Linked DNA regions of Mus musculus: region 2 is linked to region 1. A link is a loop called in an ENCODE intact Hi-C map of the cell type or tissue named here. Cell type or tissue: heart. All regions are shown on one strand. Each heading gives the region's core, and the rest is flanking DNA. Links, peaks and the distances in the headings are about the cores only.

Region 1 (11,942 bases), core at 2,109-10,108:
GCTCAGCTATATATCTGAACACAAATCTTATTTGCCCTAAAAATATTGCACAAAACATTTCTCTAGCAAAATAAGCAAAATGTATGCCCTGTGAGGAGTCATACATGAAACTATAGGTTCTGATCTAGAAGCCAATTTGGTAAAGATTCCTAAGACCTGGGCTTGCTCACTGCACATATGCAGCAATGTTTATGGGGCTGATAGGAATCAAAGGCTGACATCTGGGAGCACATCAGCACTGTGCATCCCTGAACACTAAACAAACAAACAAACAAACAAATAGAACTCTGGCAAACTGGCAACCTCAAAATCAAAGTTGTTTTCTCACTGCCTTTTAAGTAGGTCAGGTTCCACAATGAAAAACAAGACAGAAGGATGACCTAGCCCATGCTTAGGGGATGCAATCGGAAGGGGCAGAGAAGGATTCTAGACTTTCAGAGCAAAGCATTAGAGGAGAAATGGCCCTATACGAAGGAACTTGGTGATCCCTGGAAATGGACAGAATCAAACAGGTGGCGTCATGAAACTTGCAGTTCCTGTGTAAGGGTCTGAGGGGAGGGAGGCCAGGTGCTGGCCGCGGGTGGCAATCAAGGCTATGAGTCAAACTGGTGAGATTTCAGGGTTCAGTCCAAGTCTAGAATACACTTTTTTTAAAACATAATTTTCTATCTTCTTTCATGCTCCACCCTTCATCTTTGCTCTCCTTTAGCCTGTCCCAAGGCCCTTTCCAATCCCTAGGCTGATGACATCAGTTCAAAAACGAAACTGTGAAGCCACTTTCTCAGTAGGCCTTTCTCATAGGGGAGGGGGAGGGGTGCTCCATCCTGCCGTGTCCTGGGTCACCTTTCAGAGCCCAGGCAATGGCTGGTGGGTCGCATCCACTCAGCCTGCAGTTCTGTGGGAAGAGGCTGCAAACACTGGGTGGGTGAGGGAGGAGAGGGAAGGGAGAGCCTCAAAGGATGTTTGTACTGTACTTTCAAACAAGGACAGAGACCAGGTGTGTCGGAGAGCCTTCTGCAGTGGGGTGGACCAGGAAAGATCTGTTAACAAATAGGACGAAACGAATTCCTTTGGGAGTTTGCACGTAATCCAGGGAAATGTGTGTGTTTTCACTAAAGTCCCCTGAAATGTATCATCTCCTCTGACTTTAAATACAGATAATAATCCACTATATTGTTTAAGGATATCATGGCTTTTTTTTAGAGGGAAAAACATATGTAGACAATCCTAAAACATTAATGTTCAACATCTTGGTAGGTTTTTTTTTTTGAGCCATTATACTATTTAGTTAGAACTACATAATATATAATTTGTTGATGAATACATATCTTTATCAGAATTTTATTTTCAGTATTTTGCTAGCTCCATTTTAGTGTAATTGGTTTCTAGTATGGCCACATATATTTAAATTTGTGCTTATTAAAATATAATGTTGAAGTCTAGAAAGTTAGTTCAGTTGGTTCAGTCCCCAGAATCCATGTAAGAAGCTAGTCACAGTAGCGCCAGCTTGTAAAAACCAGTGCTGGGAAGAACAAGGACTGACGAAGCCACAGGCTTGAGCCAGATGACCGGTCCCCATGTGAGACCCTGTCTCAAAAAACAAGGTAAATGGCTTCTGAAGAATGATACCTAAGGCTGTTCTGTCCTACACACATGCACACATGAACACATGCATGCACACACATGTGCGCACACAAATACATGAGCATGCATGAACATACACACAGGAACACATACATACACATACATGCACATGAACACATGAACATGCATAAACACACAAAGTATTGTTCTCAGAAGGAATTCTGCCTCCCACCAGATTTCTAAAGGTGTCTGTGCGACATAAGGAACCTTGTCTGGACTTCTGTCTTATAGAACCATTTTCTGTATGGAAAGGGCTGCTTTCCATTCAGAAGCTGTAGTGTTCAAGGAACATGGTGGTCATGTCTGTGGGAACTGATCAAACTACCACAAGAAGGCATGTTATCCTCAATAAATAATCTGGAGAAAGAACATAAGGAAGTAAAAGGCACGTCTTCCCAAGTCTGAGGTGAATTCATTAGAATAAACTTGGATTTTAATCCTCCATTAAAAAGACAAGAAACTGGATATTCTGGATTTGTATACATCCTTGCTGAGAGAGAGAGAGAGAAAGAGAGAGAGAGAGAGAGAGAGAGAGAGAGAGAGAGGTCAGCCTTTAGCTAGAATGCCTTCCCTTAGTATTTCCAGGTGGCAAGTATTAAGAAAGAGAGAGAGGAGTTATTGATGGCTGAGCCGGCTGACTCTGGGGTCACATAGCAGACATACCAGGCAAAGGGCTGACTTCCACTAACTGCAGCTACACAGATAAGCCATTCATTGATAGCCTTCACTGTTCCTAAATGAGACACTCATGGTAAGTACACTTTAAAATCAGCCGATCTTATCGAAATGTTGAGGCTCATCAATAAGCGAGGATGAAAATGTCTCCAATCCCTTTCTATGAACTTTTAAGAGAAGCAACTTTGTACTGATCCACTGTGTAGTAGAAATCAGCATTGGCTTCTTAGAAACATCCTTGTAGGGATAACTAGACTGTTTTGATATGCATTTTTCATGTGTTACAGCTCAGCAGCATGTGTGAAGCACCTAGGTATGATCCAGTGATCATGTGATAAAACGGGATCCAGTGATTAAATTAAAAAAAAAATTCTGAGCACAGCTGCAGGGCCTTCAGTGCTGTCAAAGTGGGATGGGGTGGGGGGCACAGGGGATGGATATATAAACTGTATCCACAAGCACGGAGACTTTGGGGTGAGCAGGGTTCCTCTCAGATTTCACTCCAATGTCCTGTCTTCGCTCTTCCTCCCTGGACAGTTTTACCAAGATGTGAAGGACTGGTGGCTCTTTGGGTTCTACTTCTGCATGCCCTTGGTGTGCACAGCAATCTTCTACACCCTCATGACCTGTGAGATGCTCAACAGGAGGAACGGCAGCTTGCGGATCGCCCTTAGTGAGCACCTCAAACAGGTAAACACAATTCACAGGAAGGTGGCTGAGGCCTTTGGAAATCAGCACGCCATGGAGGCATTGATCAGTCACTAACGAGATACACTTGCCTCCAGTATGCCGTACAGTAATATGTCGTGCAGATGTGTATTCTAGGAGCAATAGGCTAGGCCACACAGCCTACCGTGAGATAGATAGTACCATTCAATTCTATGGTGTTTGCTCAGTGTTGAAATTTCCAAACCACACATTTCTCAGAACCTCTCTGTCATTGAACTGCACATGACCATGTTGTATGTAACAGATTTACCCTGATTTTCTAAAAATAAAAATGTTCTCTTGGAGCTGTTTCTTTATATAGCCTTAGGAATTCCTTTGGGGAAGTGGGCTCCTGCCTGTGAACCAGATGGCCCGGGGAGGCTGGGCTTAAAGATAGTTAACTCTTGCTTATTTTGCCAAGCATGAATTGAGCATGTATGTGTGGATGAATTGAAATGGGCCTAGGATTGGGCCAGAGCAGAAAAATGCATGTGGCCATCTTCCTTTGTGGGATCTGAAGTCTAGTCATAGAATAAAACACAAATACAATCAATTAGACAATAGAGTGGGGGAATGCAGCACACAACCATACAGCACACAGCCAGGGCACACAGCCATACAGCACACAGCCATACAGCACACAGCCATACAGCACACAGCCAAACAGCACACAGCCATACGGCACACAGCCATACAGCACACAGCCATACGGCCCACAGCCATACAGCACACAGCCATACAGTACACAGCCATACAGCACACAGCCATATAGCACACAGCCAGGGCACACAGATGGGGCACTCAGCTAGGGGACACATGAAATGGGACTGTGGAGAAACTGTCTGGGTGGGAAGGAGGCTGTGTGTTATTTGGTGGGAAAGCAGAGGACACAGTCTGCTTCAGTCGGAGGGGAAAGAGCCCCAGGAGAACATGGAATGGACACCAGGCAGTCTGGAGAAAGAAAACAGACTTCAGTTTGTTCCTAGGAGCATCTCAAATACGACTTGTGGTAGGAATTTAACTGAAAACAGCAACATGGGGTGAAATCTTGGAGGCCCAAAATTCTAGGAAGAATTTGAACATGCCAGTGGGAGCAAATGTATCTTTTAGGAGGAATTTGAACATGCCTGTGGGAGCAAATGTCTCTAGTTGTGGGTACTTCAGGCCTTTAGAAGGCAAAAACCTCACTCTTCCACTTCCCAGTCATGTGACCCTGGGCAGATTACCTCACATCTCTAAGCTTCCAATTTCTCCTAAGCGTATAGTAATATATTTGTAGGTTGCCAATGGCATATAGGGTTCCTAATAGTGTCCGGTTCCTAGAAGACAGTCAACAAACAACTAATTTATGTTGATTGATAAAGTAACAGTAAGAGCAATGGGAAAGTATGTACAAATATTCACTCACACCCCCAGGCAGCATGCCCTACAGCCTGCCTGGGTAATTATCACACACAGGCACACATTAGCACGGTCCAACTGCTGTGCGACTTCCTCAGCCCCTTGTCTGCAAATTGGCCATAATAAGACATGAATCAGTGCCATTATAAGACTCTGAGGAAGTGATGTGCGTATGTGTGCCCTATAAGTTCTAATGTGTTACAAATGGTAGCAATTATCCCTGACTGACAGTAGTGTTTACTGTGAGACGCTTTAGCCTGGCTTTGTTCAGACATGAATGTTGCAGATACTTCAGGTGCAAAATTAACCCTTGAAGACCAGGTGCAGGTCAATCTCTGAGTTTGGGTCCAGCCTGGTCTACATAGTGAGCCCCAGACCAGCCAAAGATAGTGAAACCTTGTCTCAAAAAAAAAAAAAATACAGCTTTACAAAGTCCTCAGTCTCACAAATTGGAACACTTTGTCTCTCCTCCAGACATGTCTCTGGAACCGTACCCCAGCTGGTCTCATGACGTGGAAGATTAAGGGCCCCAGGTCTTCGGGCTTCTGCAGTAGTTTGGGATAACAGAATCTCAGAGAAGGGATCAACTGGGAGGGTTTATTGCAGGCTTTCTGAACTTAATGTTAGCTGCCTTGGATTAAGCCAACATTATTTTCCAGAATTTCTCTAGCCTGTTTCCCATTGGTTTTGACATTGGTTGACCCCCCATTACAGACAGGTTGCATTTTATGTTCCTAAATGTGAGTGGGATGATATACCTCAGCAGTCTGAACCCAAATGAAGAGGTCCAGATAGTTCCTAAACTCTGGCTGGTCAGTCCACGAGTCGTCTCGGAGGCTGGTAAGGCTTCAGTTGGAGTCACTCGTTCGTCAACATGCCAAGTGCCTCTAACCAGCACTGCTGAAAACTCCTCCCCTTATCCTCTGTTTGCAAACAGCAGATCTTTGAAAACTACACATCAATAAAAAGGAATTTTAAAATTTAGCCACAGATCTCAGCTCAGCATAGAGGCATAGGTCCATAATCTTAAACACAAGAGAGACTTGGGCAATGTAATCTCTTAGGCACAGGAATTCAAGACCAGCCTGGACAAGAAAGCAAGACCCTGTCTCAGACTAAATATGTAAATAGTAAATACAAGCAAAACAATTTCAATAGTAGCTTCAAAATCAACAATGAGTGAAACAGGCTGGACTTCTATGGACTTGTTGACTTTCTTGCTGTGTTCGGTTTCCTTGGGTGTCATGCCATTACTGAGGCCAGTTACCTAGCATTCAGCACTTAACTAATCCCTAAGTGGTCACCCTCTAGTCATCCCCACTCCTTGAAAATATGCATGCACCCATGCTTAGACTCACAAACACACATGGCCACATGCTTAGACTCACAAACACACATGGCCACATGCTTAGACCCACAAACACACATGGCCACATGCTTAGACCCACAAACACACATGGCCACATGCTTAGACTCACAAACATACATGGCCACATGCTTAGACTCACAAACACACACGGCCACATGTTTAGACTCACAAACACACATGGCCACATGCTTAGACTCACAAACACACATGGCCACATGCATAGACTCACAAATACACATGGCCACATGCTTAGACATATAAGCACACATAGTCACATGCTTAGACTCACAAGCACACACATGGCCACATGCTTAGACTCACAAACACACATGGTCACATGCTTACACTCACAAATACACATGGCCACATGCTTAGACTCACAAACACACATGTGCCCATGCTTAGACTCACAAACACACATGGCCACATGCGTAGCCTCACAAGCACATATGCCCACATGCTTAGACTCACAAACACACATGCCCACATGCTTAGACTCACAAACACACTTGTCCCCATGCTTAGACACAACCATGGTGTCGACTCTGGTCAGTTCCTGCTTTCCTCCTGGCATAGGCTTCTACTGTTGTCCTCAGGACATCTCAAAGCTGGCAACTGCCCAAAAGCATGGTTATGACTCTTCCATGAGACAGTTACACTCTGGGCCTTCAAAAGTGACATCATATGAAGGTCATTCTCCAGACTCTTCCATGGAATCTCCTCCGTCCTCATGTGTCACTATTCCTGGATGTGATAACACTAACCTTTATCCTTGTTTGCATGAACTTGCCCTTAGCGTCGAGAAGTGGCAAAGACTGTCTTCTGCTTGGTTGTCATCTTCGCCCTGTGCTGGTTCCCTCTTCACTTAAGCCGCATTTTGAAGAAAACTGTATATGATGAGATGGATAAGAACCGGTGTGAACTGCTCAGGTATGACTCATGGTGTGAAATGCTCAGGTACCCATTTCATTAAGAAGTTAGAGGTTTGCTGCTTTTTACATTCATAAATTCTGAAACTTAAAATTGTAAACTTAATTATATGTTTTTAACTGATACAGCCTACCACTGATCCCAAAGTTTGTGTGAGTCCTGTCAATAATCTTGCTACTTCCTTCCTGAGGCAGTGCACAAGGGCTTCCACTAAGCAATGCAATGATCCTGCAGTGCTTCTTATAAAATCCTAACTGCTACCCATAAGACATTGCTTTGGCTAGGAGAGATGCTGATCTGGTGGTAAATGCCACCCAGCAGATTCTAAAGCAATGTGTTCTAACGACAGTGTTTTCTTTTGCTCCAGCTTCTTGCTGCTAATGGATTACATCGGCATTAACCTGGCAACCATGAATTCTTGCATAAACCCAATAGCTCTATATTTTGTGAGCAAGAAATTCAAAAATTGTTTTCAGGTAAGACTGTTTTACAAGATCTAGCTCTCTCTCTCTCTCTCTCTCTCTCTCTCTCTCTCTCTCTCTGGCAGCCAAATCAGGGAACTCCATAGTAAACAGTCACAGACAATTCAGTTTTGCTACTGCTTTGATCAGGCACCCTCCTCTTCATCTCTTCATTCAAGAAGTGACATCACTTTTTGTTACCTAGAAAGAAGATCAAGACTGACATCAGAGCAGAAGAACGATACATATTCAGATGATACTTTCAGAGGTTAATGCCAAAGAGACTGACTTCATTGCATCCAATTTATTGCCTCTCTTCAAATGGAAGGCTCAAATATAAGCACCAGGCATCCTAAGTCCAGAAAGCCAATTCATGCCTTTCATTGTCTTAGACTTTAGCCTGTCTCCGGCAGAAGTCAGCTCTGGGGCTGAGCGAGCTCTCACTAACAGCAATTACATTGTGATTTAATAACAACCTTTTCAGAGTTGGTGAGGTGGTCCAGCAGTTAAGGGAGGGCATTTGCTGGTCTTGCAGAGGACTCAGGTCCATTCCCAGCAGTAATATGGTGTCTTAGAAACACCTGTAACTACAGTTCCGGAGGATTCAATGCCTTCTTTCAGCTTCCTTAGACCCCAGGAACACTCCTGGTGCACGTGCAGGCAAACACTATAAAATAAAAGTAAATCTTAAAAAATAATAAATAATCGCCTTTCCAAGGAAAGTATATACTGATTACTCTGGGCATCTGCACTCTGCGTTTTCCCTTGTAGCCATCGTTCTTGTTTCAAAGTTCCTTCCAGGGCTGGTGAGATGGCTCAGTGGATAAGAGCACTGACTGCTCTTCCGAAGGTCCTGAGTTCAAATCCCAGCAACCACATGGTGGCTCACAACCACTCATAATGAGATCTGACACCCTCTTCTGGTGCATCTGAAGAAAGCTACAGTGTAGTAATGTATAATAATAAATAAATCTTAAAAAAAAAAAAGTTCCTTCCAGACACATCAACAATATCTGTAGGAACTCCCCTGTCTTATTGATGTCTCAGTTTCTAGTTCTGGAATGACTTAGGACAGCCCTAATGTTTACTGAGTTGTGCTGTCTTGGACCAAGATATTTAACTTTAGCCCACAGTGCATTTTATCCATAGTAGAGTAGAGGTCAGGGAAACCTTTGCTGACCGTGCAGCTCAGCATCTGCTAATGGTCTCACCCACAGGTGATCAGTCCCCCCTCTAGCTCCCTCAGTTACTTCACTGTAAAAACTGATGAACCAAGTGATCATCCAGTAAGTAGAACTCAATGTGGATGGATAGATAGACATAAGACAGGTGGATGGACAGACAGACAACAGGTGGACAGACAGACAGATATACGTGGAGACAATAAGTACTCAATATCTGTGAGCTACTGCATAAGATTGAAAAGGAAAACACAATAACTGCCCTCACAGAACCTGTGATCTAAGCAGAGACAGACATATTACCCAGAAGACCGTACAAACAGATAAGAGTTGAAAATGGACTTTCAGCTGCCATGGCCTTGAGGTCTCCTTGGAAAGATTATAAACCACAAAGTGCTGGGACTGAAATGGGTTCACTCACACCAGGTTCTAACTAGTATATTTCATAAGCTGTACTTGATATCACTTGGTGATTACTTTATATATTAATTAGAAGGCAAGGGAACGGTCCCATTAAAAATGCTCAGAAATTAGACACACACCCAAGGGAATGGCCAAGGGAAAGAATCCAGTCTTGAGAGCCCTTGCTTCTAATTTGCATTCTGCTCTCCCTACCCTTGGGCCTCACAATGGTCCTTCATAAAGAGATGACAACAGTACCCACAGCTGGGGCTATAGTGAGGGTCACCTGAAGTACTGACAGATACCAAGCATCTCATAAGAGATGCACTGATGAAGAAGCAGGACCCCCAGGCTCTTTCCCAGCTGCATCTGCCTGAAAGAGCACCCCCCCCACCCTGCCCCAACCAGCACCACTGCCCCTCCTCTTAAACATGAAGAATACAACCAAAATGAAAAGCAAGAGACCTCTGCTCCTGATCTCTGTCTGGCTAGGACAAGCTCTGGCTGTCCTCGGTTGTCCATGGGCACTCCTCACTGGAGGGCCCAAGCTTCCTGTGTGACTCAGAATGGAGCGGCAGACTGACTGAGTAATTTATACACGCTCTCTCTCTCTCTCTCTCTCTCTTTCCCACCCGCAGTCCTGCCTCTGTTGCTGTTGTCACCAGTCCAAAAGCCTCATGACCTCGGTCCCCATGAATGGAACGAGTATCCAGTGGAAGAACCAAGAGCAGAACAACCACAACACGGAACGGAGCAGCCACAAGGACAGCATGAACTAACCCTCCGCAGAAACACCGAGACGTGTGCCTTCAAGTCCTAGGATGGAAACAACCATTACGCCACAGATGCGCTCCCAAAACCTCCCAAGTCTCTCCCATGCTCCTTTTCTAAGTCCATCCTAGGAAAAGCTCTCCTGCCCTCCCAACAGCACGTGGTGGACCGGTCCCAGCTATAGCCAATGGGTCTTTCCTGAGTACTGTATATGATTTGCATACCGCGCATGTCATTTCCAACACTTGAAAATTAGAGCTGGGAGAAAGGAGATGATGGTTCAAAGAAGCCACCTAGCTGCCGCCTTTGCATGAACACAGAGTTTGCAAGTTCATGACCAGCTTCCGTGCAGTTCTATGGACCAGCTGGTGGGAACTGTCCATCCTAAGATTCTAGAGCAGTGGGTCTCAACCTTCCCAATGCTGCAGCCCCTTAATACAGTTCTTCATTTTCCAGTGACCCCCCCCAACCACAATATTATTTTTTGTTGCTACTTCAATTATTTTGAATTGTTATAATTGTCTGATATTTCTGATAGTCTTAGCCTGCCCCTGTTAAAGGGTCATTAGCAACCCACAAGTTGAGAACCACTGCCCTAGAAATTCTGTTGCGTTTCATGGCCCATGACTACAATCCTAAAATTGGAGAGGTGAGGGAAGATGGTCAGGTGTTCAAGGTTAGCCTCATCAACATAGTTCGGAAAAGCCAGGGCTACCTGTTCTCACAAGACACAAACAGACAAAAAGTGTTTCAAAGTTATGGCAGATTCATTATTATTAATTATTATTATCTTATAGCCAAACACATTGTGAGGTTAAAGTACTCTTTTGGAAATGTCACCGAGTGTTGGTACTTTATAACTGCATGGTACCCTAGAAATGATCGTTTCATCTTCTTTCAATGTACTCTGAAGAAAAGAAAGAGGAGAGGAAGAGGAGGAGGGAAGGAAGACCGTCTGATGAGGAGTTAGTTGTTTCTATGGTACTGTTTTGTTTGGAAACCATGATTTCCACAGCTGCTGCAGACACAGACACAGACCAGCAGCACGGCAGCTTAGTAGCTGCTAGACAAAGAATCTTTAAGAACCTGTATTTTCTTTTTATGTTGTTATTTGGTTGGATTTTGCTTGTTTACTTGGATTTGTTTTTCAAGACAGAGTTTCTCTTTGTAGCCCTGGCTGTCCTGAAACTTGTTTTATAAATCAGGCTGGCCTTGAACTCGCAGAGATCCTCCTGCTTCTGCCTCCCAAAGTACTAATAATACTTGGGCGAGATAGCACTGTGCTTCCAACTCGGCATCTGGAGGCTGAGGCAGGGACGGTGAGTGGGAGACTGCCTGCACTAACTAGAGGAACTCGTCTCCAAATAATAATAATTAATCATAATACCATTAGGTCAAATGGTTTTCTATTTTTCATAAGCCTAGTCTTTTTTAATGTTTTTTTTTTAATGTAAAACCTTGTCCTGCAGATTAAATGTGTCACTGAAGTATGCCTGAGACTTCCAGCCCCACATCTGAAGCATACCTAGGAAAAAACTGCTGGGTGGCCTTGGAGGGCCTGGGCATTTTCTACAAGTTTCACAATAGTAGCACATATATAATGCATGTTTCCTTTGACTCTCTCAGTTTCTCCTACAGTGATGACTGGCTACCAGGCTTTCCTGCTCATTCCTTTTTCCTGGCAGGAAACAATGTCAAAGTGGCCAAATGAGCTGATTGTGTTAAGTGAGATGTAGTTACACTTGCCATGAACCTTTAACTCTTTGCTCCTCTCTGATTGTGAGACAAACTTAAATTTCCATCCTGTCCCCAACTCCTCAGTGGTCACTATTTCAAAGGGCCCTGGTAACTCTACTGGGCATTTTCCCAGATGTTTACAGACTGTGAGAATGACAAATAACTTTTATTTTGTATGTATATAAATATATAAATAATTGTACATTTCTTTTAGCCAAATTTTCTGTGGTTGTCTCTTTCTCTCTCTCTCATTGTGTGTGTGTGTGTGTGTGTGTGTGTGTGTGTGTGTGTGTGTGTGTGTGTGTTAGGGTATGTATAGATTGGAAGAGGATTCTGGGTGACTCTTTATTATACAACCCACTTTGGTCAGTTCTTCTTACACATGAGAATCTCAAGCTTTCCATACTTGCAACTTTTGTAGTTACTTGCAAGTTTTGTAGTTACAAATTCTGGAAGGTGCCGTGCACAGGAAAGTAGCTACAGGAAGGATAGGTTGAATAATTTGACGATGCAAGATTCCCTGTCATAGCCTTGTCCCTGCTGGAGCCAAGAGTCCTATACTTGGAAGTATTACACTTTTCTCTTTATTCCCTTGGGTGTTCTCTCTCTCTCTCTCTCTCTCTCTCTCTCTCTCTCTCTGTGTGTGTGTGTGTGTGTGTGTGT
Region 2 (11,942 bases), core at 1,553-9,552, 56 kb before region 1:
GCATCTAACTTTGGTTTCATTCTTTGTCTTCCAGGCCTTCTTTCATGGCAGCGTGACCTCAACACCTCTGGAGGTGATGGGTCTCTGAGGCAGTAGAAGGCACCACAGAGCCCTGCTCAAACCCAGAGGCAATCCCAGTCACTGACAATGAGATGCTCACAGACTTCCTTAGGCCTGTGGTGACAGTGGCGCTCTGACTTGATTAATGGTCTCTGCATCACCTTAGGGTCCTTCCTCCTTTCCTTGAACAATAGCTCACAGTGGCTGCTGAATAGCTCTACTGTCCTTCAGAGCCACTCTCTGTCCTGGGACTTGTCATGTGTATGTCCACCTTGGTAGTTCTTTGTCCCCTCTGGCTTTTTACAACTCTCTAGCTTTGTTTATGCTTTGGTAGTGAAAACAATCTATAAAATATGAAACTATTTTCCTATATACTAAGACAATATTTTAACAATTAATACATTTCAGAGTGGGGAGGCTGCATGTACCTCTGTACATGCCACATGAGTAGAGGTCAGAGGACAATTTCTCAGGCACCTTCTGTTTGTTTTGTTTGTTTGTTTGTTTGTTGAAATGGGATCCCTCACTGCCCTGTAACCATCAATAGGCTAGGTTAGTTGGCAAAAAGCCCCAGAGATTTTCTGATCTCTAACTTTCCAGCCTTGGGACAAATGCCTGTCAACCTATCTGGTGTTTTCCTTTCCTTTCCTTTCCTTTCCTTTCCTTTCCTTTCCTTTCCTTTCCTTTCCTTTCCTTTCCTGTTCTTTCCTTTTCTTAGTTCTTCTTTTTTAACAATGTGTTCTCTGTGTCTATAACTCCGATTCTTATCCTTTCAACACATTGGTGACTGTGCCATCTCCCCAGCCCTAAACCAGTAAATTCTTAACACTATCTAATACTGATTTCAAGTGTCCAAGACAAACACAAAGGATGACCTTTAGAGTTGCTTTTCTTTTTTTGTTGTTTTTGTTTGTTTGTTTGTTTGTTTGTTTTCCAAGACAGGGTTTCTCTGTGTAGCCCTGGCTGTCCTAGAACTCACTCTGTAGACCAGGCTGGCCTCGAACTCAGAAATCCACCTGCCTTTGCCTCCCAAGTGCTGGGATCAAAGGCATGCGCCACCACTGCCCAGGTAGAAATGGTTTTCTAAACCTGGACCTAAACCAAGACAAAGCAAATGTCCTGATCCTGTCCTGTCTGCCCTTCTTTAAATCTCTTTAGTGTAGGGTGGGGTGGAGAAGGGACTCCCCTGTCCTGGCTGGCTTGCTGGCAGTCCTGGTTAAAGTCGACCTTCAAGCTGTTCGCTTCCTCGTGTTCTTTGCTTCTCTTGCTGCCTCTTCGCTCTCTTCTCTGGAAACAAACAGCTAAAGCCTTGATCAAGTTCAAGTTCCTGCTCTTAGAATGGTACCACATATAGAATAGCACCGCCCACATTTAGGGTGGGACTTCCTTCTTCATTTGCTTTCTAGAAACACCCTCTAGATATGCCCAGAGGTAGGTCACCACGGTGATCTAGTCAGGTTGACAATTTCCTGCCACCATGCCCTTCTTTTCACAACAATGAGAAAGATAACTGAACAAGGAATCTGTAGCCAACTCCCAAGTTGTTTGTCAATCGAATTTGCTTTGGAAACCAAAGCACTTAGGGACAATTCTAAACATCTCACCTCAGGCCAAAGGTGCTGCCTGGCTGTCTAACCCTGCTCCTCACACAGCTCAAGATGAACACTGTGGTAATCTTTGTCAGCCTCTTGTTGCCTATACATTTCCCTCTCCTTTCCTTCCTTTATCTTTGTGGTTCCTGAAACCTTCCTGTTCTCCTTCCTCTGGGAAAAAAAAAAAAGAAAAGAAAAGAACAATGCATACTTTATTGTCAGAAAATGCTGAGACACTGGTGTTTTACTGTGGGCTGAGTTTGACGTTTGACGATCCTGGAAGTTTAGCAACTGTGAGATGGATTCGCAGGTCTGAACTATGAAGTAAACTTACGTGAATATGTGCCGTAGGAAGCAGGAGTGGTTGGTTCGTAAGTACTGTCTTGAGTACATCTTAATCTATGGTTGTTTATCAAATCAATACTATTCTCTGCCAGACAAAGTCACTAAAAGTGCCAAGACAGAAATGCTCACTGAGCAAGCTGGTGGAGGCAGAAGGAAAGTAAGTTTCCCTGAAGTCTAGAAAACCATCAAGCCTAAATGTTCCTTTCAGGGAAAACAAACAACTTTTGAAAGTCAAGCTTAGAAAACTTGGAAAGAAATATCCTGACTCCCCTTAGGTACTACCAGAAACTCAACAGAGAGCACAGAGGCGGAGGCAGAGAGAGTCTTGCTACAGGGAAGGGAAAGCTGAAACAGACGCTAACGTCACCAAGAGATTGATTGGAGTTCACTGCAGTCATTGCCCTCAAAGTAAAACAGAGAAAAGAAGCTAAATTCACAGCCACAAAGAGAGTCTACAGGATCTCACCTCCAATGAGGCAGGGCTAAGCTTCCTAGCTACAGGTCTGTCTGAAGGCTTCCATAAGCACGTTTATTGGATATGAAGTCTTTCTTAGTTAATTTACTTTATAGATAAACAGAACACACAGCAATGTGGGTTTTTATCTCAACATGAAGATTTGTTTCCTCCTGGCAAACCAGGCATAGTATAAATGTGTGGCTTTAACCTTTTCCAGTGCACAGTACATGAGCACTAAGTATGTCACCATTGTTGTGCAGCTCCCACCACGGAATCACAGAGCCTCAGTATCACCCAAAGTAAACCTCTCAAACGCATGAAACAGTGAAACACATATGTGAAACACAGTGAAACGCATGAAACAGTGAAACACATGTGAAACACAGTGAAACGCATGAAACAGTGAAACACATGTGAAACACATGAAACAGTGAAATACATGTGAAACACATGAAACAGTGAAACACATGTGAAACACAGTGAAACGCATGAAACAGTGAAACACAGTGAAACGCATGAAACAGTGAAACACATGTGAAACACAGTGAAACGCATGAAACAGTGAGCCCCCTTCTCCAAGCCCCAGGAGTCACCAGCTTACCTTCTCTGTGGTTTTGACTATTCTAGGTCCTTTCTGTAAATGTGATCACGGCGTTAATTGAAACAAGCAAACAACAACAGAACAGCACAGAAACACATTCGAAATGGACTCACTCAAGCTGAAGTCCATGTCATTAAGAAGAAACTAAGCTGTCATCTGACCTTTGGGGGAATCAGTTAAACATCAAGGGTTTGGAAGATAACTCAGTGGGTGAAGGCGTTTGCACTGAAGCCTCACACTCAACTTCCCAAGGTCATCTTTCACCATCACACATACTCACACACATACACACACTCACACACACATACACACACTCAAACACACACACACTCACGTACAAATAAGCACATTTCCCAAATATGCCAGTTAGCTGGAATTCTTTCTCTCTGAATATTTAACACAAACACTAACCTGAAGTAACTTGATGCTAAACAAGCAGGCACCTTCCTGCTGATGTGTCTCTTGGGCCCAACCTTAGAAAAAACACAGACCAACATCCATTCTGTTTCTGTGTTCTTCAGCCTCACTCTGTCTACAACACCAACCTTGTTGCCCATTTTATACACATATTCAGGACTGGAATTGCTAGACCCTTGGTAATTTTAGTCATAATTATTTGAGGAGCACCATTGGGCTCCCACTGCTGTTGCCTCAGTAGTCAGGAGTTTGCCTCTCAGCACCCCTGACAATCCAGTTTATTTTCTAGTTTCATTTGTGTTTAAATAGTGACTGTCCTAAGGGATGTGAAAGAGAAATTTTTAATGCTTAATCCATACCACAGTGGGATCAGCAAAAGGTAGGGGGTCCTGGGGGTGCTGTTACAAAGACTAGCCTGACAGACATGTTCAGTTACACAGATGGTGCACTGTCCACGTGCCTAGTCACGGGGTGAGAGGGCCTGGGATCCAGAACATTTCACATACCAAGTTATGAACAGTCTTCTGGAAGAAGGCAATAACTTTTCTTCCTGGAAAATAATGTCAGCCTGCCAAGCTGTCGCCACAAAAGCGTACCCCTTCAGAGCTGACTGAGACAATTTTTGTGGATCCTTCCTAGAGAAACGCTAGATAAACACTAGATTAGTGGACAGGGTAATGCCTGCTCCAACAGTCCCAGAAGAATATTAAAATCCTTTCCACCGAGGTGTTCTGCTGATGGCTGTGACAGTTTTACAAAATGACCCCTGTCAAGTAGGGTCTCTGTGCCCTCACCCTTTAATCTGGAATTGGTGACTGACAGAATTAAGCAGAAGCCCCTTTGTGTCACTATCTGGACCTGGGCCTTAAGTAGGTGGCAGTTTCTATGTCCTTTCTCTTGGGATATTTGTTCTTGGAATCTAGCCACCACACTATGAGGAAGCTGTTGCTAAAATTCTTTCCCAGGGGCTAGATATAAGTCCTGTCTCTCCCTTCTCCTAGAGGTCCTAGAACAAACTGAGGTCCAATTCCACTATAGATACGGTAGGGAACCAATGAGGTCCTAGGGCATCCGTACAGCCAAGCCTTCTTCCCCAGGAGCCCTGATGTTTGGCCCTTATCTCTCCTCCCACTCCCCATCTTATCGTGACTTGACACACTCTGTGATAAAGACACTGCCTTCTGAAGGGTCTCCCCATTCATTGTCAGACATGATCATTTCTCTGAGCACACCCTAGACCCTTCCACAGACTCCCCAGCTCCCTTTTGCCTTGGGCTAAGGCTTAGTGGTCTTGCAGGTCAAATTTGAGCCAAAGACATGCTGTCCACCTGGGTTCCATAACTTCCTCTAAGGTGAGGAGTGCTAACAAGCTAAGCAAAGTTGACAGGAGACACAGCCCAAATTCCCTGGCTTCCCCTGCTGATCAAACTCTCCCGTACTCACGGGCTCAAGTGCCTCGAGTTTCTTCCTAAAACAGGGCACAACCTTGAGTCTGGTCTGTTGCTCTCTACTTTCAATCCTACCCATCCTAGACTAACCAACTTCTCAGGAAGGAAATAGTTAAAGATCCCTGCCCTTCAGGGCCTGGCGGGGGCAGCAGCTTTGCAGCTTGGTGGCTGCTCCCTGGAGGGCAGGCGGGATAGCGCTCTTGCAGTTAGGTCCCAGAGTAGAGAGGAAGGTCTAGGAGCCTGTGGAGTCTAAGGAAGATCGCGGGAGGCGTGTTCCTCCGGAGTTTGCTTTTCCTTGGGAGCCTCGCGCGCACACCCATCCCTTCTAGTCTGGCAACTGTGTCTAGGAGGTGGGGAGCCTCTCTCTGATCCACCGGACCATCGCTGGAGCTTGCAGGCTGAGCAAGATCTCCCCCTAGAGAAGCCTGGCTGTCCGGGGAAGTTTCCCCGAGCTGAGACTGTGCTGCAGCCCTGGTCACCCGCCACCCTGCGCGCCACCCTCGTTCTCCAGCTCAGGCTCCGGCTGGCCCGTGCGCGGACCTGGAGCTGTCTGCTTCCGAGGAGCTCTAAGGTCGGTGCAAGTCTTTCTTTTTGGAACCAGGGCTGGAACTAGGGATAGGGTCGCTGCCGGGGCAATCTGCTGGGAGGAGCAGGGGTGTCTCGCAGCTCCAGGGAAACGCAACAGACCGGCCTGGCACTTACCTCCCGGGACGCCCAGTGTGGGGCGCTTTCCTGGGAGACGAACACTGGGGGGAGTGGGGGTGGACACCGGACAAGACCATTGAGCTTTGTCTCGGATTTTTAGGAAAGGGGAGCCGGGAGTGGGAGGATCTTTTTCTCCACACAAGCTTTCAGGCGCATCAAGGCCCAGGGCGCTTGCTCCAAAGCCTCCTGGTGAAGTTGGTCTCTTCCTATCCTGCACCCTGAGTGCCAAGGACACTTACTGTGAAGAACCAACCTCTGTGGAGCCCTCCTCACACCACGATGGCAGCTGGGGTTGGAAATCTGCCTGCTGGTGGAGGTCTGGGCGATTTGCTCAGTGCTGTCCTGTCCTTTAAAGGGCACTTCTTGTCTTTCATGTGCAGAACCCTGGAACTGTTTGTAGATAAGCCACCTCTGATTACACCACCCTTAGTGGCCTCACCCCAGCAGACCTGGGGCGAAAGCATATGAAAGTCAGAGGATGTGTCCAAGGAGAGTGGATAATTTGTCTTCTCCAGAGAACAAAACCACAGAGAACTTGAAAAAAAAAAAGTTCTTGGTTTAATTTTTTTTTTCTTCTTGTAGTTGTTTCTGATTCCCACACAGCCATCAACTCATCTGTTTTTAAAGATTGGCTATGAAACACCTTGGCAACCATACCATGTAAATTACCTGCCCTAAGTATGTGTGCGGTTTGGGCGCCGTTGGATTTTCCAAATTACTAATGGCAAGTGGACATTTGCTCTGAGAATCTGATGTATTAACTAGGGAAAGCACTAAGGGGTCAGCTTTTGTATGCCACCAAACTCTAGACCCACAAAAGGAAAGATGCTGACTCCATAGACATGTCCTTCTGGTCTGAATGTGAGTTGCTTCTCTAGAGCTCTGGCTCTAGAGCCAGATGCCCGGCAAAGCTTGACTGAAATATACCAAAATGAGCTACAGATCCGTCCTTGGGAAAGCATGGATTCGAAAGAGGTTTCTTTTATTTGGTTTTGTGTTTTTCACTCTGTAACAATATGGCATCCACATGTTTTTGACAGATGTCCCTTAGATGTGGTGAGCTGACAAGAGGTGTCAAGAGAAATGAGTTCTTGGTAGTGTCTTTGCTGGAGGGAAGCAAGGAAGGAAGGAAAGGAAGGAAGGAAGAAAGGGAGGGAGGGAGGGAAGGAGGGAGGAAGGAAGGAGGGAGGGAGGGAGGGAGGGAGGGAGGGAGGGAGGGAGGGAGGGAGGGAGGGAGGGAGGGAGGGAGGGAGGAAGGAAGGAAGGAAAGAGGTTTTACTGGCAGCTGGCTCACACCCTGATAGGAAGCCATGACTGTAGCTTTCTCAGTACCTGTGGCAATGAGGACCACTGAGCTCTACGTGAGCTGTGCAGTGCCTGTGACACCCAAATGGCTCATGAACTCCCCTCCTGGATGATTCTAATAGACCATGAAGCCATTTTGTTTATGGGAAAGACCTCTGTCTCTCATTTTTAAGATAACTATTACTAAATATTCCATTCCCATTGGGAAACCAGGAACCATAAATCATAAAGCAATCAAGGAATTGAAAGACTTGTGCCTCCCCTCACTATCCTGAGAGGGAGGCAGATCGTAAAAAGCTTTGTACTTGGCATTCTGGTCTACATGTGGGAAATGGAAAGATGATATTTGTAGACCTACTAATAATTCAGCCAGTTATTCCGGACTATTAGAGACGGGAGAGAAAATCTGTAACCACTTACAATTAAGGGTGAGCAGAAGTGACAGAAGTAAATGGCAGGCCCATCACTTTGAAATCACAGCAGCGGGTGAACACCTATAGCCCAGCCGTGAGACAGGATGACATCCAGCAGCCTTTTGGCTGTGAAAACACAGTCACTTCACTCATTCAAGACTCCTGATGTGTTACAGATGTTGTTCTGTCTGTATAAATTGTGATGCCCAAGTCAAGAACCAGTTGGTGCCTGTGAGATGCGATGTATATTGCTGTTTGGCAAGGCAAAAGCATGTGGGACTGACAGCAGGTGTTCCCCTATACTTCTTATAGCATGTCAGCATCTCTTATTTGGTACACTTATATTAAGCCTAAACTTAATAATGTCCCATGACAACTGTCAAAAATCCCTAAATGTGGTCACCCTTGAGCAGACTCAAAAAGATTGAGTCTTAAAATTTAGGATTAGGTGTATACGCCATAGATACACAGACCACTGCCCATAAATGAAGTTACTGTCCTCATTTACAGATTAATGAAAGAAAAGTACAAAATACCCAAAGGGGAGGAGCAATTGACTTTTGGTTGCTATTTTCTCAGCACCAGCCTTCCTTTTGTTTTCTAAGTGTCTTAAAGTATAAGAGGAGAAATCTAGATTTACTGAGCACCAGGGACCACCCGCCCTTTGAAGGCGATATAACATAAGAACTCTTTGATAATACCTGAACACTCCTTCCAATGTTCTGCTGCGTCATCCAAATTCTGGAGACATCTTAAGTATGTTGTTGATGCAAATAAAGCATGGAAATAAGAGAGACAGGATGACCTGGTGGTTAAAGCTCGGGTGTGGAGTCAGATCAGGCTGCCTCAGGGTTGTAGGCTCGTCACCACCTTTGACCTTCCTCTCAGCTTCCCTGTCTTCCTGGAGAACCTGTGGATGACTTGATTGTTATCATTATACTAGACAGCAGCAGCATGTGATGTGTTCGGCACAGTGCCTGTCCTGTCCTAGCTAGATAGGATGCTTGCACGATACTAAGAAACCAGATAGCCCATGGCAAACCAAACGGTGTGGCGGCCTGGGATAACCTGTCACTCACAGAACACCATTGACAAGTATCATGGTGGTTTCTGATGGGTAGAAGTGTGGAGACTTAAAAATATGTGGGTTTTGCAGGGTTTCAAGCATTTCAAACTAAACCTCTTGTCTCCATCAGTGATCTTTTCTTTCTCTCTGTGGTGCTGGAGATGGAACCAGTGTGAGTGCACAAAGCAGAGAAAAGCAGACATTTGGCTTTAAATGAACACTTTAACGCATTAGACAGCGTTGCTGCCCGTTCCTGCCATGTGCAACCCCTCACTCACTCGGGCATGCTCAAGTTTTTAGTCAGAGAATTAGATTCTTGTATTTTGTGCCTCAGTCTGAAGCAATGTTTCCTCTTTTACCACAGAATTTTCTGTGTCATGTCTGGAAGATTTGGGCTATCATTAACCTGAATAAAGAGGAAAAAACACTGCTATTTTTAAGGAACACTGAAATATCTTTATCCATATCATGGTCTATACAGATATAGCTGTGGATACAGCCAGGGCTGGGGAGATTTCTTGCTATAATAGAGTTTTGGTCTTTCCTATTTTGATCTGATTGACCTATATTTTCATTAAATCAATAAACATTCATTAACCACCATCTTTTGGGGACAGCTAGATTTTGTAGCAAAATAATAATAATAATAATTTTTCCTACTTTTTTTTCTTCCAGGTGAAAAAAAGAAAGGCGTGAGACCAACATAAGAAGACTTAAAATCCAGGTTAAGATGAGTATCTTTTGCCTTGCGGCATACTTTTGGCTGACCATGGTGGGAGGCGTAATGGCTGACAATCCGGAGAGATACAGCGCTAATCTAAGCAGCCACATGGAAGACTTCACCCCTTTTCCGGGGACGGAGATCAACTTTCTGGGCACCACCCATCGACCCCCTAATTTGGCCCTGCCTAGCAATGGCTCAATGCACGGCTATTGCCCACAGCAGACTAAAATCACGACAGCTTTCAAATATATTAACACTGTGATATCCTGCACCATTTTCATCGTGGGAATGGTGGGGAACGCAACTCTACTACGAATCATTTACCAAAACAAGTGTATGAGGAACGGCCCCAATGCGCTCATAGCCAGCCTGGCCCTTGGAGACCTTATCTACGTGGTCATTGACCTCCCCATCAACGTGTTTAAGGTAGGAAAGTCCTGAGGGCTCTGCTGACGCTTGCTCTGATGTGCTCTGCCTAGGAGGTTTACTTCTGCTTTCAGCTCACTGACGTGTTGTGTTTTGTTTTGTTTTGTTTTGTTTTGTTTTGTTTTGTTTTAAGAGTTTTACTGCTGTGTGTTAGACTTTTCCCAATTTAGCTGCTAATGAAACAGTATTAGCAGGATGACCCTTAAGATGCTCCTATTTCCCAAAGTAGGTTCCCAGGACAGCACTCGGCTTCCTGCCTCCATGGGGAGTCTTGGGGCAATCGATGACTGAAGATTGTTTGAGATACAGTTTTTAGGGTGAGCCATGCCAAGCTCCCAAAGAATGTAAGGTAAATCCACATGCAATATCAGTTATCTTTCCATGAGATGCTGTTCAAAGTAGATAGCCACAGCAGAACTCACAGCTTCTATTTCAGTCTGAGTCTACGGGTGCATGATTGACACGCAAGGGCTTGCTGGCTCCCCTCAGTATCAGTGACTTGGAGATAATGAAATCCATCGATAGCAGGCCAGGACCGAAATACTGACTAAAACCATTCCAAATAGACCTGATAACCCCTTCTCTCTTTGAGCTGTAATATGTGCCCAGCCCTGAACTAGGCCATAGGACCCTAAAGACAAAGAAGAAAAGTCGGTGTTTTCATGGGAAAAGACAAGTGTCGAAACGCGGCCGGAATTGCCTTGCCTCAGAGACTCTTTAACCAAAATAAACTAAATCTAGTGGAAACAAAATATTCCATATTTGCTGTAGTCATTGTGAAGGGAAAGATTCCTGAGAGAAATTTAAGTACAGTAAGAGTCGAACAAAATTGGCTTATGTGTGCCACATTTTAAGAAATGTCTTCACCCTAAACCGGAAATTGCTTTTCTCAGGCTTTCCTCTCCCCACCTCCTTCTCCTCTCCCCTCCCCCTGTCCCTCCTCTTTTTTCTCCCTCTCTCTCTCTCCCTCCTCCTCCCTCTTCTCCTCTCCCCCTCTCTCTCCTCTCCCTTTCCCCTCTCCCTCATTTTTCTCCTCTTTCTCTCTTTCCTTTTCTTCCCCCACCTCCTCTAGTCTGAACTCAGGCTCCTCTCCTTCCTCCTCCCCATCTTCTTCTTTCTCTCCTCCTCTTCTTTCTCTTCCTCTCTCTTTCTTTTCCTCCTCCCTTGCCACAGGAACAAATTATTCTAGGTCAGTGGTTCTCAATCTATGGGCCTTAGTGTCTCATAACATATATCCTGAATATCAGATATTTACATTACAATTCATTGCAGTAGCAAAACTACACCTATGAAGTAACCACAAAATAATTTTATGGTTGGGGATCACCACAACGTGGGAATCTGTATTAAAGGGTCGCAGTATTAGGAAGGCTGAGAACCTCTGTTGTAAGTAACACAATTCTGAAATATTACTTTAAACTACTTTCGCCAGTTTAATTATGAGATGCAGAGCAGCCTGGCATAGCCTCCCCTGTTTCAGTCATGGTGAAATCACATGAAGTTACCACAGGCGCCAGCGTCCTAGCACTACAGATGAACGCAATGGGTTTCGTTGTTTTGTTTTTGAGACTGAGTCTCTGTGTAACTCTGGTTCTCCAGGAGCTCCCTGTGTAGACCAGGCTGGCCTTGAACCCACAGAAATCCTCCTGTCTCTGCCTCTTGAGTGTTGGGATTAAAGGCATGCACCACTACACATGGCTGATAATTTTTTGAATGTTAAAAATCTTTCAAAATCATACCATGTACTTTTTGGAAAGCTAGAGAAAGATGAGGAATAATCAAAAGATGAGATAGTATGTCTTTCTTTGGAATAAGTATGAATGCACAGGATTTCAGTTTGAACATAAAAACAGAATTTTGGAACCAAACTGTGAAGCAGAATTGAAAATGCATAATTAATTTAAACTGTTTAGCATACTCTATAAAATTCACCCCTTTTCTCTTAAAAAGTCCTTAATTTTTCGTTTATGAGTTGTCATGAGTGCTTAACACTTCATTTTCTCATGGTTTCCTTCTTTAATGAGAGAGCTTAAAAGATTTTTATGGCTTTTGGTCAAACAAAATTTGACTCTTTAGTTTCAATTGACTATTATTATTAATTCTTGATTATCCATGCTTAGGCACTGGTTAACTAGCTCATCTTAATTCAAAAGAATAACTGACCATCTCTGAACAAACTTTCTGCTTCTGTTCCAACTGAAGCATGCTATGTACACTCAGCCCTGTGCAAAGCAGTTTCTTGTCAAACCAATAGTGCAGCTGAGTGAGGGGGTTGAGGGTGGGGGATGGGGTGGGGAGTTGGGGGCAGGGTGGGGGCTGGCTGTCTTTGCGTAAGTCCTGCCAATCACCACTCTAGGTTTCATTTCTACTCCATGGTTGAGTC

What was found. Peaks named below come from ENCODE experiments on the same cell type or tissue, not always from the same donor. Only the 100,000 strongest peaks of a DNase experiment are listed, where the experiment ranks them.
Region 2: it touches region 1 in a loop (2.0-fold over the local background); 3 of 42 quality-filtered maps call a loop at or near these places.

Annotation. Positions count from the first base shown.
Region 1 is chr8:77,662,584-77,674,525 of GRCm38, reverse strand. Ednra (endothelin receptor type A) reads left to right here. Exons shown (of 8, transcript NM_010332.2): 5 at 2,857-3,009; 6 at 6,594-6,727; 7 at 7,095-7,203; 8 at 9,410-11,497. The coding sequence ends at 9,550. It overlaps 4933431K23Rik (a long non-coding RNA gene), which reads right to left. Exons shown (of 4, transcript XR_001778587.2): 4 at 7,425-7,855. It overlaps LOC105243223 (a long non-coding RNA gene), which reads right to left and starts at 6,617. Exons shown (of 4, transcript XR_878947.2): 1 at 6,562-6,617; 2 at 5,187-5,379. RefSeq lists an enhancer at 1,884-2,793. In heart, for the core only: no CTCF peak of the experiment used is centred there; no DNase peak of the experiment used is centred there; H3K27ac peaks cover 2,123 bases.
Region 2 is chr8:77,717,645-77,729,586 of GRCm38, reverse strand. Ednra (endothelin receptor type A) reads left to right here and starts at 5,135. Exons shown (of 8, transcript NM_010332.2): 1 at 5,135-5,491; 2 at 9,085-9,559. The coding sequence starts at 9,140. LOC108167319 (a long non-coding RNA gene) reads right to left here and starts at 6,002. Exons shown (of 4, transcript XR_003947564.1): 1 at 5,865-6,002; 2 at 3,056-3,088. Gm39201 (a long non-coding RNA gene) reads left to right here. Exons shown (of 3, transcript XR_878941.2): 3 at 35-422. In heart, for the core only: a CTCF peak has its summit at 5,069; DNase peaks (open chromatin) are centred at 5,256 and 5,926; H3K4me3 peaks cover 4,825 bases; H3K27ac peaks cover 5,651 bases.